Linked DNA regions of Homo sapiens: region 2 is linked to region 1. Evidence: chromatin contacts called from ENCODE Hi-C or POLR2A ChIA-PET data. All regions are on one chromosome and are shown on one strand. Each heading gives the region's core, a stretch centred on a gene start or an enhancer-like site at or near the end of the contact. The rest is flanking DNA. Distances are from core to core; before and after follow the strand shown.

Evidence for each region. A loop is a pair of places that touch in the nucleus more often than their neighbours do. ChIA-PET counts read pairs that join two places held with the same protein, here RNA polymerase II (POLR2A). Pooled maps may share reads with other maps.
Region 2: a loop to region 1 is called in a map of B cell, with 3 times the contacts of the local background. The contact joins the enhancer-like site here to the promoter of LINC03110 in region 1. A Hi-C loop is called at or near these places in 1 of 168 maps with a recorded cell type or tissue (B cell), 9 of 37 single-sample maps with no recorded cell type and 3 of 50 pooled maps. POLR2A ChIA-PET finds 5 or more read pairs at or near these places in 1 of 52 experiments (activated B cell).

Annotation. Positions count from the first base shown.
Region 1 is chr18:58,656,374-58,662,796 of GRCh38, forward strand. LINC03110 (long intergenic non-protein coding RNA 3110) reads left to right here and starts at 2,166. Exons shown (of 4, transcript NR_187442.1): 1 at 2,166-2,258; 2 at 3,490-3,640; 3 at 4,059-4,197.
Region 2 is chr18:58,961,039-58,967,378 of GRCh38, forward strand. The region is part of intron 7 of ZNF532 (zinc finger protein 532); the gene reads left to right. Among named protein-coding and RNA genes, the nearest start is that of ZNF532, 99 kb to the left of the region's middle. Within about 2 kb of position 3,338, at least 4 of the 41 ENCODE cell types and tissues checked have a DNase peak (open chromatin) inside an H3K27ac peak, as active enhancers do; they include B cell, where a contact is called at or near this core.

The DNA of each region.
Region 1 (6,423 bases), core at 916-3,415:
TCCTAGATTTGATTATGTGATGATTACCCAAGATTGGACATTTTAATTACTAATTGCAAGACCTTTTTATTGCACATGAATAAATGGAATAGTCATATTGTCCCAAATTTAATCGAGGGTGGGACAAAGACTAATTCCACAGAATACATTTAAAGCAATAGTGGGAGTTAAAAGTAAAATTGCATTATAATTAGACCCTCCAAGTCCTGCCTGTTTAACTTAAGGTTGCTCACACTACTGAGGCGAGATAGAAAAGTAGTTGGTGAATTTCAATTGGAAAAGTGTAGCCATGGGAAGGAACCTAGGAGTCTCATCTCTCTCCTGAAGTTAATCTGCCCAATGTCTCAAAGGCCTCAAGAACTGTTCTCAGGGAAGTATTAGAATGCAAATAAAACCACCATTCTACTTTTGACTAGAAATCCTCTGGTGGTTGCCTGAGATGGGGAGGTATTGTTTAATGGGTATAGAGTTTCAGTTGGGGAAGATGAAAAAGTTCTGGAGATGAATGGTGATGTCACAACAATGTGAATGTACTTAATGCCACTAAATTGCACGCTAAAAAATGTTAAAATGGAAAATCTTATGTATTGTATATTTCATCACAATAAAAAAATAGCATAGGATGATTGTTTATCCACTGGGAAAATAAAATAAAATAATCATTATTACCTCTAAAACCAAAATAAAACCCTGATGGATGCTTTGCCAGTTAAAGCATCTTCAGAAAGATGACAAGAAGTTAGACACTGTATCCACAGGAACAATTTGGCTTAGGCAGAAAAGGGAGATTTGTAGGCTCACCCAACTGAACTGCAGGAAAGGTGGGTATGAGCTGGACCTCAGGACTGACCACACCTGGGACTGGAACACCACCCGCCCTTTCTCTGTCTCTTGTTTCTGCTTCTCTCAGTGCACCAGCCACTCTCTCCCACCACAGACTGGCTTCTTCTGCACAGCCTGTGGGACATGGCCACCGAACAGCTCAGACTCATACCTCACAGGTTTGCCACCTGAGCAAACCCAAGATCTTCCATCTGGTTGAAGGTCAGAAGTCTCAGGACTGAATTTGGGGAACATGCCTATCTGTAGCCAATCACTGAGTTAGGGAAGCAGATCAGTCAGAAACTGGGGGATCCCATTAAACCACACTGTGGAAAGCAGTATTCCTGAGAACAGAGTGCTACTCCACTCTAGGCAGACAAAGCAGTAGCCACCAGCTATCTGCACAGTCCTTCCCTTCTCTGGAACAGATCCCAAACAGTGCTGGGAAGACCTCAGCAGCACAGTTGGACCACCTATGTGCTCCTTCCGCCCTCATTACTTGTACATCCTGGATCCCTGGATTTCTTAGCTAATGCTGGGTTGGCAGAAATGAGGGGGAGGGGAGCAGTAGAATCCTGCCCTAAATTGCAGCCAGTCATCTGAGGTCATTTTTTCCTTGTCAATGCTATATCCCCAGAGGGTTGGACCCTTCTCTATTCTGTTATGCTTTATTCAGACAATTTCTAGAACAATGTTGGCCAGTATAGATGATTCCCGTCATTTTATCTCTACTACCTAGGTCCAAAGATTCCCCCCACAACCTTGTGAATCTCTGACTCAGTGTTATTAGTCTTAAAAACCCAGGTGCTGAACCAGACTATGCTGTGCTCCTCTTTGGAGTGAATCTTGGATTATCAAATAATCAAATAATGGCTAAGATCAGCCCTTGTTTCCCCATGTCCCTGCTTAGTGCCAGCTCTGTCTTCATCCCCTCCCAGGCTTGGCCACCCTTCTGCTGAGATGCACCCTAGCATGTTGCCCATAAAGGAATGTGAAAAAAGTATCTACACTTCTGAAGATAGTGTGCTCCACCCTTCAAAGCTTTAGGAAGATAAATTTAGACATAAAACAGGAAGTATTTCTCTGTGTGGCTAAGAGTGATCTAAGAGAAGTTATTTCCTCAAGATATTTTGAAGCTGTAGTGTGGGGAAACAGTTCTCAAACCCCAGTGTGGATCAGGATCACCTGGAGGGCTTACTAAGCTACATATTGTTGGGTCCACCCCAGAGTTTCGATTCAGTCGATCAGGGGATCAGAGGTGGGGCCTAAGAATTTGCATGTTTTTAACTCTTTTTTTTTTTTTTTTTTTTTGAGATGGAGTCTCGCTCTGTCACCCAGGCTGGAGTACAGTGGCAAGATCTCGACTCACTGCAACCTCTGCCTGCCGGGTTCAAGCAATTCTCCTGGCTCAGCCTCCCAAGTAGCTGGGATTACAGGTGCGTGCTGCCATACCCGGCTAATTTTTTATATTTTTGGTAGAGACAGGGTTTCGTCATGTTGGCCAGGCTGGTCTCAAACTCCTGACCTCAAGTGATCAGCCCACCTCAGCCTCCCAAAGTGCTGGGATTACAGGTGTGAGCCACCACACCCAGCCAGAATTTACATTTTTCAAAAGGTCCCTGATGTTGCTGAGGCAGGACCACACTTTAAGAACCACTATAGTAGAGGTTTAGGAAGAGACAGAGAAAAATCTCTCCAGGCTACAAGACTGTCTGATGCTGAAGGTCTTGGCCTAGGTCAGCTAAGGTGCTCTTTAGGGTTGATATTCTGTGATTGTTAAACAGGTGACTAAATATGTATCTGTGTCAAGCTACTCTTATTATCATTAAACAGTTCTTGACTGCTTACTTTATTAAAATATAAGAATTTCCAAGAGCTTCGGACCTCTGATCTATATATAACAGAACTTCATTAAGTATAACTCACTAAGTCACTTAGTGAAAAGCTTGAACTACAGAATAGTCTAACTAATTGCCCTTTCAAATAGGCATTTAACAATAATTTCAACTAGCCTCCTACAAAACTGTTTCACAGCAAAGCTTTCACTGATGTTTTTGCAAAATGAATTTAATTACTAATTATCATATAAGGATTAGCATATAGCTGATATGTAAATGTCTTAGGTATGATTTAAACTGTTGAGTCAACTGAACATGTACCTTCCTCTCCCACTTCCTCCAACAAATAAATCTTACTTGTATTTTAATTTAATACTGTGTCCATTCTTCTGAAATAGCTGTTTATTCTGAACATCTAATTTTAGACATATAACTAATATGGTACAATTTTCAACTGCCGGTTATTTAAATGCTGCCCCCTCCCTGACACAAATAAATCTTATTTACATATTATTTGCTTCATAAGTATTCCACCATCCTGCAGTCACTGTGATCATTGTCCCCAGCTAGTCTTTGATCTGTGATAATTGTCCACAGGTAGTCTTTGATCATATGTTCTCCTGTCTGGAGGAACTAATATGTCCTTCCAACTCTGCCCAGCCTTCAGGTACAATTTAGGCCCCTACTTTTCTCTTAGGCTTTCTTCAGCCACTGTAACTTTTTTAAGTTTCTCCCTTATCCAAAGTCCCTTACTACTTAGAACCTCGGAAGTAAAGGGACCTCAGAGAACATCCAGTCCACGCTGCCCTCTGTTTAAATGTGTCTACAGTGTACCACACCAAGGAACTCCCACACTCTGAATGAACAGCCCAGTGATCAGGAGCTTTGAATCAATTCTTGGCACCTAACAGTTTGTGAAGAGTCTGCTAAACTCCCTCTATCAGAAATCCCAGAGGACTGAGAACAGGTCATCCTTGGAGGTATGTAATACAGTATTTAACCACCTTTCTACCTGAGTGTGCTTACCTGCAAAGGGTAATGTCGATATTAACCGAGAATGATCATGGTTGTCACATTTAAACTAATAATAATAAAGTACACAATTTATTATGCAGAAAGAATCATGCCTTCATAATCAGTCTTCACAAAGATTCCTTTAACTCTCTGCACCCACCATTCCTAATCCTGGAAAATTATTTCTCTTTGCTCTTTGCTCATCCATAGGCTCTTTGACAAAAGTCTCCAGAAAACTACTGAACTACACACATCAACAATAAAGAAGTCCTAATGTCCAAAACCTTGCTTGTCACTTTTTTGTTTGTATAATTTATCTCCACAACTAGATCATAGGCTTCTAGAAAACATGAGTTCTGTTTTAAATTTTGTGCCCCTTGGCAGCTGTATCTGAATGGAGTCAGGATCTGGAAGCCCAAGTCTCCTTGTCAATGTCTGCTTGGTTCCCAAGGACACCTGTAAATGGAAGAGGGGCATAGTACACAGAAGACATTGCTGGCAAGTGTGGTCTCTTTACGATCAGGTGAGTCATCTGCTGAAATCTTTATAATAGACTTCTACCTTGATGGAATGGGTTGGACTAACGAGGAACCACCATTACTCCAAGGCCCAGAGCAGAGCTGGGCCATCAACTGTCTCCACACTTCCTGTCTTCTAGGTGCCACCCTGATCCCTCATTGCCTTTCAGCTGCATGTCTAAATCCCCACCCCACCCCTCATCTAGTTGGCTTTGATTCCAAGGACCTAGGACTGGAGTAGGGCTTTCACAAATAAGACAGCAGGAATGTAATGCAACCTAATGAGCAGACTAAGAAAGCATCTATACAGAAGAACAGACATACAAATACCAAGGCAGATAAGAGTGACAAAAGACAAAAAAAAAAAAAAAAAAAAGAGAGAGAGAGAGAAAAAGCTGAAGCCGGTCAGAATTCATCAGGGGATGGTGTATGTCTACCACCTCAGTGGTCCTTTAAAGGTAAACGGGCTTATTTTTCATGCACCAGCCTATGGTCCCTTCACTGGGACACTCTCAACATCCCCGGCTTTTTATAACTCTGGCTGGAAAGGTCAGCTCTGAACTCTTCCTGGGCAGGGAAAGGAGTTCACATAGGGATTGGGGATGGAGTACGGGAGCAGAGGAGCAGTGCCTATGTTAGAAACCGGTAGGAAGGCCGGGCGCGGTGGCTTGCGCCTGTAATCCCACCACTTTGAGAGGCTGAGGTGGGTGGATCAACTGAGGTCAGGAGTTTGAGACCAGCCTGACCAATATGGTGAAACCTCATCTCTACTAAAAATATAAAAATTAGCTGGGCGTGGTGGCATGTGCCTGTAGTCCCAGCAGCTGGGCAGGAGAATTGCTTGAACCCAGGAGGTGGAGGTTGCCGTGGGGCAAGATCGTGCCACTGCACTCCAGCCTGGGTGACAGAGGAAAACTCTGGTTTCAGAAAAAAATAAAATAAAATAAAATAAAATAAAAGCAGCAGCAGCAGCTGGTAGGAGCTGGATGCCTGGAAGAATAAAGAGCCTTTCTCCCTTAGGAGTGAGCCTAATAGATGGATCTTTACTCCCTTTCTCCTGGGCCCTCTACTGGTCTTTGCTTCTCCCATTTTTCACATTCTGACTGCATATACATACATGGCAATATATAGAGAATTTGGCCCCTTGACTCTCACCAGAAGCACCCCCCCAGCCCCATGACTCTGATTTCTTCAATGACATACGTTAAGTACTTTTTCTCCAAAGGTGAAATGATCCTAGGCTTTCTCAAGGGCAATGATTCTGAGCCTTACCCACATTTTAGAATCAGCTTAGGAAACACAAAAAAATCTCAATGACCAGGCAGCACCCCCAAGCCAATCAAGTAAGAATCTGGGGTGTAAGACTCAGACATGAGTATATTTTTTTAAATTGTTTATTTTTATGGGGACCTAGCAGGTATCTATATTTATGGGATATGTGAGCAATTTGGATACAGGCAAACAATATATAATAATCACATTGGGGGAAATGGGGTGTCCATCACCTCACGCATTTCTCATGTCTTTGTATTACAAACATTCCAATTATGCTTTTAGTTATTTTTAAGTGTACAATGAATTTTTTTTTACTTTAGCCACAGATCTAGGTACATTTTTAAACTCCCCAAATGATTCTAATATGCAGTCAAGGCTGAGCCAGCTGCCCTGGAGATGGTCCATCCCTTTTCAGGCCTCGCTGCACATCAGACTCATCTGAGGAACTTTTAAAACCACTGTTGCCTGTGCCCCACCCAAACCAATTAAAATCACTGTCTCTGGGGACTACAGCCAAGATATCAGTATGATTCTTTTTGTGTGTGCGATAAACTATATATAACATAAAATTTACCTTTGAACTATTTTTGAGTGTGCAAATCAGTGGCCTTAAGTCCGTTTGCAGTGTGTACAGCCATCCCCAGAACTTCTTCATCGTCTCAAACAGAAACTCTGTACCTATTAAACAATACCTCCCCATTCCCTTCTCCCACTAGCCCCTGGCAATCACTTTTCTACTTCCTGTCTCTATGAATTTGACCATGTGAAGTACCTCCTATAAGCAAAGTTGTACAATATTTGTCCTTTTGTGTCTTATTTCACTTAGCACAAACTTTCTAGGTTTATCCATGCTGAGCATGTATAAGAATATCATTCCTTTTTTATGGGCCAGACATAGTGGCTCATGCCTGTCATCCCAGGAGTGGGAGGGATCATACGCCGTTGGGAGACCGAGG
Region 2 (6,340 bases), core at 2,088-4,587, 310 kb after region 1:
AAGGAAAGCTAACACCCTTCCTTTGACTTGGCACCATAATCTAGCTGGCGGTTCCCAAGATTGGAGTGTGCGTCAGAATTAACTGGAAGGCTTGTTCAGCTAGTTGCTGGCCTCTACCCCACAGCTTCTGATTCAGCAGGTCTGGGATGGAACCCGATCATTTGCATTTCTCACAAGCCCTAGCTGATGCTGATGCTGATGCTGCTCATCTTGGGACCATGCTTTGCGAACTACTGGCTTAGTCTGAGTGGCAGTACAATCCCCCAAAGCCCATTGATTTATCCAATAAAAGTTCATTTCTTGCACATACAGAGTTTGCTATGCAGAGTTTGCATTTCTCCGGGGCAGTCATCCCTTCCACTGGTAACTCAGTGATCAAGGCTGTTTCTTTCAGCCCCATTGTCTCAACGTAGGTGTTACTGAAAAAAAGACTGGCGAGTCCTGCCTGGTCTTTACACGCTCGTTATTCTGGATATGATGCACAACACGAGTCATTGCCCAGAATGAATTATGTGAGCAGCCCCAAGTATATTCCCGCGTGTACCGCAAAGGGGAGGGAATGACAAGTAGTATTTGTCACCTGCAGTAAGGTGGCCACAGTGAATCTAAACAGGGAAAGGTTCCATTGCATCGATTTAAGATGGATGCTGACAACTAGCAGAGGAGGGTAAGCAGAATGCTGAGTCTAGAAACAGTGGCAGGAGGAAGAGAGAAGTTGGGGTTAAGGGGAGCTTTGATAGCTGTCTTCAGATAGATGTCCTCCATGTGAGGACCAGCATGTGATAATTCCAGACCAGCTGGGGCCATGCATGAGTGAAATGTCTGCCTATCTGTTGCTGGAAGTATTCAGGTAGTGGCCAGATGCTCATCTGTAAAATAATGGAATAGAAGGGATTCTAGGGTCGGCTGGGCATGGTGGGTCATGCCTGTAATCCCAGCACTTTTGGGAGTCCGAGGTGGATGTATCATTTGAGGTCAGGAGTTTGAGACCAGCCTGGCCAATATGGTGAAACCCCACCTCTACCAAAAATACAAAAATTAGCTGGGCATGGTGGCGGGCATCTGTAGTCCCAGCTACTCAGGAGGCTGAGGCAGGAGAATTGTTTAAACCCGGGAGGTGAAGGTTGCGGTGAGCCGAGATTACGCCACTGCGCTCCAGCCTGGATGACAGAGCGAGACTCTGTCTAAAAAAAAAAAAAATGGATTCTAGGGCCAATGTGACCTTTCTCCTCGGACACTGGAATGAAAGGAAACTACCAGTGGTAATCTATGTAGTAGCCATTGCTAGTGTGAGGTGGATATTTTAAACCAGTCACAGTCTAAAAGTCATTCCATGGACTAACCAAGTCTCTGTGGAAAGCATTTGGTTTCACAGTTAATCTAATTTGTGGATCGAAACAGAACTTCTAGGAAGAAGTCCTTGTCAGCAGGAAGGCTACAGGGGGAGCAGTGAGTCTGACTTGGTAGCTGCACACGAGAATCACCCGGAGAGCCTACGGCCCAGCACACTTGGTGCTCACCAGACCAGCTAATTGGCATCACTAGGGGTGGGACCTGGCCCTGGCATTCTTTTTTTTTTTTTGAGATGGAGTCTTTCTCTGTCGCCCAGGCTGGAGTACAGTGACGCCATCTCGACTCACTGCAAGCTCCCACCCTGGGTTCAAGCGATTCTCCTGCCTCAGCCTCCTGAATAGCTGGGACTACAGGCGCCCACCACCACGCCCGGCTAATTTTTTGTATTTTTAGTAGAGACGGGGTTTCACCATGTTAGCCAGGATGGTCTCGATCTTCTGACCTCGTGATCTGCCCGCCTCGGCCTCCCAAAGTGCTGGGATTACAGGCGTGAGCCACCGCACCCAGCCGGCCCTGGCATTCTTAAAGCTTCCAGGTGATTCCAGTGTTGTGGCAGGGCTGGGAACACTCATACCACCTGGGATCTGCCGCACACCTGCCCTTGCTGCTGATGCTCATTGCTGTGGCCCTCACTGTGTGACTGCTATAGCACCAACACACCTTTGTTGAGTTTATGTTTTGGGGAAGGTTGATCTCAAGTGTATTTGTTTAAAGACTCCACCCAACGTTCACTCTTGGTGGTGAAGGCAGGGGACACAACTCTCTGGATGTTGGATTTACAGCATTAGTAAGTCTGTTCAATATAATTTAAAGCCTGATTATAAATGATTTTAGGATGTCTTAATGTTTCTGTTCCTAAAGCCTTTAAGAAAAGTCCATAGATTTCATCTGCATTTTCCATACAGGGTGCAGGTGATAGGTGATTTGAATACTTGCTATTTTGTAGCCTTTCCCATTCTGAAATTCACTTTCAGTTCACTCAGAGATGTAGGTGAAAGACAGCAGTGGCAGTGAAGGAAAGTGGGAGAATGAAAGGATCAGAGTGTGGAGAGATGACCACAGCCACTGAGGCAGGTGTGCTGTTGTTACTTTTGAAAAGAATGGCAAGGCAATCAGCTTGCATTTCCTAGTTTGGGACCACCATGCTTAGAATCAGATTGACTGAGGAGCTTTACAGAGACTCTCACTTGCACAGTATTTAAAAGAAAAAAATGTGTGTGTGTGTGTGTGTGTGTGTGTGTGTGTGTGTGTGTGTATGTATATAAATTTTTAAAGTGCCCACTTGGCCGGGTGCAGTGGCTCACGCCTGTAATCCTAACACTTTCAGAGGCTGAGGCAGGAGGATTGCTAGAGCCCAGAGCTTGAGGCTGCAGTGAGCCGCAGTCGTGTCACTGCACTCCAGTGTGGGCAACAGAGTGAGACCCTGTCTCAAAAAAAAAAAAAAAAAAAAATTTAAAAGGTGCTCACCCACACAACCTGGAACCTAGCCATGTGTATGAAATGTGTGGTAGGGCATAATTGCCCCCCTTAATCTCCCTGAAACTTGTTTAGATAACTTTGTGAAATAAAACGTTACATCTCCATGTTGTTTCTGTCTTCGTGCTGTACTGTGGTGATGGCCATTAGTTAAGGGGATAAAAATACTGAAATACTGTCTAGTTTGCATAGTTCATTGCCAGATGGTTTCATTTTCATTCTTTTACTGTTAGAGTTCATCCTGTTGTCATTAGGCATGCCTTACTACAAAGTCTCTTATTTAATCTAAATGTAGGGATATAATAGATTTTTATCCTTTTAAAACTCATCTTTTAGCTATGGCGACTTTGACTTCCTGCCAAAATCCTGTTACCCTAGCAACAGGTAAAAAATTTTTTAAAAAACCAGTTTCTCCTATCTTTTTTGGCTTAGAACTTATTTGTGATCTCAAGGTTTTAGGAGAAATATCTTTAAATCAGTTGCATGTTCTCTTCTATCTCTGGTTGACTGTTAGAGAGTGATGGCTTCTCACTTGATTCTGCATTTGTGTCAGATGTGATTAAAAGGCACATTAAGAGTTTGTATATTCATGCTAGAAATGTATATCACTGCTGGCTTTATGAAACTTATTTTTCATTAGTTTTGGCCACTGGAATTGATATTTTGTTTGTGTGTGTGTGTGTGTGTGTGTGTGTGTGTGTGTGTGTGTGTGTATACACAGTTTTTCTTTTTTTTTTTAGACAGAGTCTCGCTCTGTCGCTCAGGCTGGAGTGCAGTGGCGTGATCATAGCTCAGTGCTACCTCACACTCTTGGTCACGAGCAATCTGCCAGCCTCAGCCTCCTGAGTAGCAGGGACTACAGGTGAACACCACCATGCCTGGCTAATTTTTATTGATTTTCATTTTTTTGTAGGGAGTTCGGGGTAGAGGGAGTTGTCTTTGTTGCCCAGGCTTGTCTCAAACTCCTGGCCTCAAGTGATCCTCCAGCCTTGGCCTCCCAAAGTGCCAGGATTACAGATGTGCGCCATCACACCTGGCCTATAATTTTATTATATTCTAAATATTTTTACTTCATATATTTCTTATATATTTATATACTATAGATCATATATAATACATATTTCTTATACTATATAAATCTATAATTTTTAATACTAACTTTTATTATAATTTATATTTTATTAGTTTATTTGATATTTTATTAGTATGGTTTACTATATGTAGTTTTCTGAAGTCCTCCACTTGATTTAATAAGAACTTTTTTTAATGTAAGGCTATAAATGTGTTGTAAAAAGGATGTTGAAAATTTTTGGTTCAGAGCATATTAAAGTACATATTGAACTATTGGTGATTTTGGTAGCTTGTGGCTAAATTGGAAGGCGGGGTGTTAAGGATACTGGGGCTAACACTGTCTGAGGGCTTACCCTACTTACTATCTCATTGCAGCAGGCTCCTGAGGGGAGACAGTTACGAATCCCACTTTTAGGTGAGGAAATGAAGCCTGAGAAAGGTTCAATAACTTACCCCAGGGTTTTGCAGCCTGCCAGAGGCAGGTTTCTAGCCCAGACTCTGCAGTTTGCACAGAATGAAAGCTGACATTTCAAAAGCTGCTTAATTTTAGTCTCCTTGAATCTTTCAATATAGATGTGGGACAGTTAGCAGATATGTCTTTCCATCCAGTTTTTACTTCTGCTTTTGATGTAGTCATTTTCATTTCATTTAGGTGTTCAATCTTGGTTAAAGTTGGTTATGCCATCATTAACTGGACGTGTGTGTAGTTTTGGAAGACTGTGAATGTCCTGGTTTTATATTCCTTAGCTGGGGTCTGATGCTTTCTGGAATTACTTGCAGTTGCTGTTAACAGCATCATGGTGTCGTTAATTAATTGGGCAAATCTTCCTGCAGAATTATGAAATGTTTTAGAGTGGCTTGAATTTAGCAGTTGCCTGGGATGTATCTGGGGGCTGCATGGATTGTAGCAGGGCCTGAGCCTTATGAGGGACAGAGCCTCTTCCTGCAGTGTCTCGGAAATCTGGAGAAATGCACAAGAGAGAGGCCCTTTCTTGACTCCAGGAGTTATCTTAAAGCAGAGGCTCTCGAGGCAGAGAGCACAGTTAGAATCAGGGTTTTTTTGAGTCTGGTTATGGGGGTTTGGGATGTGGAGAAGTGGGTAGGACCTGGGTAGGAGTGAAGTCTATTTTTAAATTTCTCTAGATAATTGTGTTACCTTCACACTTACATACGTTCCCTCCTACTCTCCTACCCTCTCTCTTCTCCTTGAGTAGTTCTGCTGTAAAGGGATTAAGCTGAGAGATAAGCTATTTAGAGGATTTTGCTCTTAATGCTGGAGAGTTTATAAAAGCTGCCTAACAGGAAGATGAGATTGGAGAATAATTTCAGTTTAGGAGTTATATATTTTTAAGAATAGCTAGAAAAACCATGAGTTTTTACTTTGGGAATTATCTTTCATTTAAAATGTTTATCTAAAATTACTTGCCTTGGTGTTTATAATTTGTTTCTAAATTATATTTTATAACTATTATGTGTTTTAGCAAACCTGTTTATTTTTGGATCATGAACAAGAATCTGGAAAGCCCCAAGCTTGCCCCAGTACCAGGCAATTTCACTGAACTGAAACAAAGTGAAAGATACAAAGAAGGAACCATAAGGTTTGCCCTCTAAATTGAAAGAAAATGAAATGACAAACGACCAGATTCCATTTCTAAAATTTACTGATTATTTTTCCATTAGGGACAGAAAAATAAATCCTTTCAAGAAAGACTAACACGTTATTTTGAAAATGTGACACAAATAAGACTGTAAAATATTAGTCCACATCTTGTGTATAGCCAGAAAAGGCATTTTTTTGTGTTTTTTTTTTTTTTTTTTTTTTCTTTCAGGTTCTTAGGAAGATATGCTCTTTACTGTGACATGTTGCTGCTTGGTCAGATGTCTGTCTGTTGGAGGCATTTTTCTGTAAACTCACCCGAGGTTGCTATAAACAAGGTTGAAGGGCTATAAATGTGTATTTATGTATGTCCTGTTATGTGGTCTAAGGGAAAAGCTGTGGCTTTATTAACTCTTGTTATTGTTATGGTGTGCACGTTTTCTCATGACACTGCATGAGAGTATATTAATGTACATCCCACTGGATATTAAGTATAAAAACCCCACATCGAAGGATGTGCAATGAAATTATTAAAGTAATAGCAAGACAAAGGTGTTGAATCTGGTAACCAGGTCAGTGGGCTTCTTTCTGAAAGTCTGCTAGGATTTAGGGGCTGGTAGGCCTAGAGGTAGAATAGCTGGTGGTCCCAGTGGAGGGTCCCCAACAGAACCAATCCCCCTATCATTAGAACCCATTGCCAGATAACAAAGCTTTCCCCGATAGACCCTACACAGCTGCCAGAGCATCTCTTGGAAGTGTGACTGTCATAGGTGGCCCTGGAGCCCTCCATGATCTTACCCTGCCTCCTTTTCCACCTCTCCTCCCCCTGGACCCTTGCCTATT